2 separate regions of the Homo sapiens genome follow, and region 2 is linked to region 1. The links are chromatin contacts, found by Hi-C in ENCODE. All regions are on one chromosome and are shown on one strand. The core of a region is the stretch at or near the end of the contact, and the rest is flanking DNA. Distances in the headings are between cores, read along the strand shown.

The links. A loop is a pair of places that touch in the nucleus more often than their neighbours do. Pooled maps may share reads with other maps.
Region 2: a loop to region 1 is called in a map with no recorded cell type, with 8 times the contacts of the local background. The contact joins two enhancer-like sites. A Hi-C loop is called at or near these places in 1 of 168 maps with a recorded cell type or tissue (GM12878), 9 of 37 single-sample maps with no recorded cell type and 6 of 50 pooled maps.

Annotation. Positions count from the first base shown.
Region 1 is chr6:167,089,001-167,091,646 of GRCh38, forward strand. No RefSeq gene overlaps it. Among named protein-coding and RNA genes, the nearest start is that of CCR6, 33 kb to the right of the region's middle. Within about 2 kb of position 1,336, at least 5 of the 41 ENCODE cell types and tissues checked have a DNase peak (open chromatin) inside an H3K27ac peak, as active enhancers do.
Region 2 is chr6:166,829,340-166,831,985 of GRCh38, forward strand. It overlaps a transcript of RPS6KA2 not described here. Among named protein-coding and RNA genes, the nearest start is that of RPS6KA2-AS1, 73 kb to the right of the region's middle. Within about 2 kb of position 1,317, at least 2 of the 41 ENCODE cell types and tissues checked have a DNase peak (open chromatin) inside an H3K27ac peak, as active enhancers do.

The DNA.
Region 1 (2,646 bases), core at 86-2,585:
GTTAACTAAATTAAAAATAGTAAACAGGGTTTATGACAGATGTAGAAATAAGATACATGAAATCATTTGCACAAAGTGGAGGAAGGAGTTGGAACTATCTAATGTCATAAATGCAAACTACTAAGGAATGATAATATTCTGAAATTGTCAGTTTTTTTTAGGCAAAGTAATAATTTCAGATCAGTTGCTAGTATCAATGAACTATCAATGTTTGAAATGTTTTCAGTATAAGTAGTTCAAGGGTCAGTATGAAACTTAAATTTCGAGGGAAAAAAACTAACATCATTTAATTCTGTGGTTTTCAGATTTAGCTAATATCAGAATCACCTGGAAGAGTTTGTTAAGCAAAGTTTCTGAGCTTTCTGGGCACTATCCCTGAAAAGTCTGATGTCACACATCTCCTGGAGGTAACGCCTCTCTGTTTAACAAGCAGCCTCTGCAGCCAACAGGTTTTGCTTCTCTGGGGAGGAAGTTGACCTCAGCTGCAGTGACCTTCCTGGAGAATTAAACAGAGGGGTGCAGATCCTTACACATGGCCCTCTACCAGGATGACGACCTCCCTCTAGAACAGGAGATACTAGTTTTACTGGTTAATGGCAGAGCCGAGTCAGGGGAGGCCAGAACCAGGCAGAAGTAACTTGAGTTTTCAGCTCTGGAGAGACTGCAGCCTTGGTCAAAGCCAAGAAAATCCCCGTCCTTGCGTTATTGAAGTGGTCAGTGTGAAGAAACAAGAACTCCCCAGACACTGGATCTCTTTGATTGATCTAAAGACCTTTCACTCCAGGCACATGGGGCCCATGAAAACTGTGGGCCCAGCAGCATATCACACCAGCCTCTTGGTGTGGTGCTCTCTGTGGTTCAGAATAGGAGCCTCTCGGGTCACTGTAGGACCCCACCGGCCCCTTTCCTCCAGACATAGGCCACAGATCAGCAATGTATTTTAAGCGACCCCGTTGGCGTTGGGCCATGTGTGTGGCATCTCTGTGGCAGCAGGTGGCCACATGCTCCTGAGTCTCAGACTGGAGGTGAATAGGGCAGCAGAAGAAGTCACCAGTGTTGAGCCAAGTCACAAAGAATAGGGCCAGTGGCAAGGGTGATGAATGGGTCAAGGGGATTGTAGTCAAGGAGCTGTGGGCCAGGGCTGGGCTCCATGCAGGATTGTGCCTGGGGGACCATCGTGGGAAATGGCTTCCTTTGAGCTCCTCAAATGGAAGCAAGAGTCAGCCTGGTTTTCTTCCCTCCAGGGAGCAACACAGAAAGGATTTTCTTTCTTCCACACAAGAGGAAGTTTTTAGGCTCTGCCAAGTAACCAAAGTAATAGAAACTGTGATGTCTCCAGAACTAGCCTCCAACTTCCTCCAGGTGGCAGGAAGGGGAGCAGCCACCTCGCCTCTGTGGCTGCTTTGTTTTTCCCTTCTTTTCTTGTTCCTCCATAGCCTACTTCCTCCATTTTGGGGTTCCTGTATGTAAAGTACTCATTGACCCAGAGATTGTATCTCAAAACCTTGTACCCAAAGGAGCAATTTTCCTGTGAACGTTCCCAAGACAGCGTTCCCAAAAGGTGTTACCAGCCTCAAGTCAGCAATCATAGTGTGGAACGGCGGTTTAGTTGTTGAGTGGAATCTCTTAGCAATCTTCCGACAAGCTGGATCAATCAAGTGAAGCTAGATTTCTATTGTTGATTTTGTTGTTTGTATGTTCTCATGACTTAGGCATGACCTATGTGCCTCTCCTCCTCCAGCTCTCCAATTTTCGCCATCCACTGTGTGTCAGACTCAGGCCTTTGAGGTGCCTGCATCTCTATATACCACACATGAGGCAGGTAGGGCTCAGAAAGATTAACAACTTTACACACATCACCCCATTAGGAAGTAGTAGGGTCAAGAGTCGAGATTCAAATGCTGATATAATTCCCAAGTCTGTGCTCTTAACCAGCAATATCATCTTCAAGTTCAGCAAAGAGTGTTTTGTGTTTCTCTATCCAAATGATGCCCATCTACTCTGTACCATCTATGAGCGTACACCATCTATACTCTCATATCCTCACGTGCCCATTTTTCCTGTAATTCCACTTCTTAGGCTTGTTCCCTTTAATACTATAACCAAGCGAGGGAATTTCCACTTTAAAAGGGAATTTGAAAGAGTAGAGTCTCATGTGACTTCCATTCATTTCCCTGACCTGTAGTTGTCCAAGGGACAGAGGGCGTCTTTGCATGTTCAGTCAGTCTAAACAGCTTTATTTGGCAAGATGTTTACCAGTTTCCATGGTCTTTGGCAAGATGTAAACATGGGCAGAGGGTCCCGAGTAAGAAGAAGTTGGAAAGGAAGTTGCCTGGCCACCGATGAGGCTTCGCGTAACTGTTCCACATAAAGGTCGTCTACTGTTTTTTTTTTCTCTTTCAAGTTAAACCTCTTCCCCTTTTTAGATGACAAGTCACAAAGCTGATCTACCCCAGATTGTGGCAACCTCACCCTATCTATACATCAGCTAAAGGCTGATCGAAGATCAGGTCTAAAGATTGTTGCAAAAAATGAGATAAGCTTTTAAAAAACCCCAGATTCTTTAATTTTGTATGTCAGTCATCAAGTCTTCATTCACACGCTCACTCAGCAACTCTTTCTTGAGCGCCTGCTGTCTGCGCTAGA
Region 2 (2,646 bases), core at 67-2,566, 260 kb before region 1:
CCAGCACTTTAGGAGGCTGAGGCGGGTGGATCAGGAAGTCAGGAGATGGAGACCATCCTGGCTAACACAGAGAAACCCCGTCTCTACTAAATATACAAAAAATTAGCCGGGTATGGTGGCGGGCGCCCGTAGTCCCAGCTACTCCAGAGGCTAAGGAAGGAGAATGGCGTGAACCTGGAGGCGGAGCTTGCAGTGAGCCAAGATCGCGCCACTGCACTCCAGCCTGGGCAACAGAGCGAGACTCTGTCTCAAAAAAAAAAAAAAAAAAAAAAAAAAAAATTATTATATGGTCCATCAATTCCCCTGCTAGATTGAAAAGCAGAGACTTAAACAGGTATTTGTCTACCCATGTTCACAGCAGCTTGACTCACAGTACTCTGAAGATGGAAGCAACCCAATGGTCCATCAGCAGACGAGTGGAAGAACAAAATGTGATGTGTATATACCTACAATGGAACACCGTTCAGCCTTAAGAAGAAAAGGAATTTGTCTGGGTGCAGTGGCTCATGCCTGTAATCCCAGAACTTTGGGAGGCAGAAGCAGGTGGATCACCTGAGGTCCAGAGTTCAAGACTAGCCTGGCTAACATGGTGAAACCTCATCTCTACTTTTAGTATTTTTAATTTTTAATACAAAAACTATCTGGGCGTAGTGGTGGGCGCCTGTAATCCCAGCTACTCCAGAGGTCAAGGGAGGAGAATCGCTTGAACCTGGGAGGCGGAGATTGCATGAGCCGAGATCGCACCATTGCACTCCAGCCTGGGCAACAAAAGCAAAACTCCATTTCAAAAAAAAAAAAAAAAGAAAGAAAGAAAGAAAGAAAGAAAAGAAAAGGAATTTTCACACATGCTACAACATGGAGCCCATAACCTTGAGGACATTACGCTAAGTGAATATACCAGTTGCAAAAAGACAAATGCTGTGTGATTCTGCTTACATGAGGTGCCTAGAGTGTCAAAATTATAGAGACAGAAAGTAGAACAGTTGCTGTCTCATTGGGGAAGTGGCTGAGGGAAGTGGAGAACAGAGAGTTGGTTAGTTTTTAACAGGCAGAGAGTTTCAGTGTTGCAAAATGAGAAGTATTCTGGAGGTGGATGGTGGTGATGGTTGTACAATGATGTGAAAGCCCTGAATACCTCTGACATACTTAGAAACCGTTAAGATGGTACATTTTATATTTTTATAATTTCTTTTTAAAAAAAGCTCATCGCTGATACAAAGTATAAAACATCTCTCCCAATACATGCACAAGAAATGACACATGCAGAGTTCATGGACAATTTCCTACGAGGCAAGGGAAGTAAGGCCTGCCCTCTAAATCTGCCTTAGCGTGTGAGCCCACAGCTTTCTGCTGTGGGTTCTGACATTTCTCATCACACCAAGCGTCAGTCCTCTCAGACCCAGATCTGAAAGCGGGGGCTGAAACCTGTGTTACTGCCTTAGCTGTCATCTCCATGGCTGTGTGGGATCCCAGAGCCACAGCCTTCCGTCCTGGCACTGTGTTGATTTTTAAGGCCTTTTCTTTGAGATTTGGGACATTATTGTTTCCTCTTTCCCAGCTCCCCCCTATCAAGCTAGAGCCCTGACCATTAGGCACTCTGGCCAGACCCAGGCTCTCCCTTGGGCTGGGTCACACGCTGTGGTTGGGGAGTTTCTTCTGCAACGAAGGCCTCCCTGGACCCCTGACTCACCACGCATGTGGCCAACCACACCTCTGAGGGCCTGGAGCCCAGACCCTCCAGTGGCAGGGGGTATTGGGTCCATCCACGGAGAGAACCCCTGATGGAAGAGGCGCCTCCCTCCTGGGCCATCCACACTGACAATGCAGCTGCTCCCTGCCCCCACCTCCTCCTCCACTCTCCGCAGGTGTTGGTCCTGCGCACCTCACTAAACTTGCTCAGAGGCAGGTTCCTCAGAGGCTGCTCCACGCATCCAGGACCGGAGGCCTCACCAGGGATCCCTTCTCAGATCCTTACCCTCCCTGCCATCTCTCTTCTGCTCAGGTCCACAGTGGGTCCGTGGCCATGATGACTATGGAGCTTCTCTACTTCAACTTGAATTTGCCCTTCCTTCAACCACTCTGTGTATTTCTACACCAGCATGACACCTTCCCCCCTGCCCCTGCCAGACAGAAAGCTTCAGCTGTAAGGGCAGTGAGGACCAAGACACTCTTGCCTTGTCCGCACCTCTTCACAGGCTCCTTCTTCCCACAGAGGAAGGCTTGGCCCCCACTGAGAGACGCTCCCTTAGGGAACAGGTGCTGTTCTATTTCCATGCCGCATTTGCCCTCACCTTCCCTGGGCCTGGGCTCGGTAGCAAAAGACCACAGAGAGAAATTCCAAAACTGAGAATAAAAACTATAACAGGAAATATTTTTAAACAAATTGTATTTTACCACATCTACATACATACACACAATAACAGAATTACATACTAGATAGATGATAGATACATAGATAGATGATAGATAGATAGATGATAGATAGTAGACACATACATAGGTAATAGATATATAGATACATATATACATAGATGATAGACAGATGATAGATGGATAGATAGATGATGGATGGATAGATAGACAGATGATAGATAATAGATGGATGGATAGATAGCTACATAGATACATACGTAGATAATAGATACA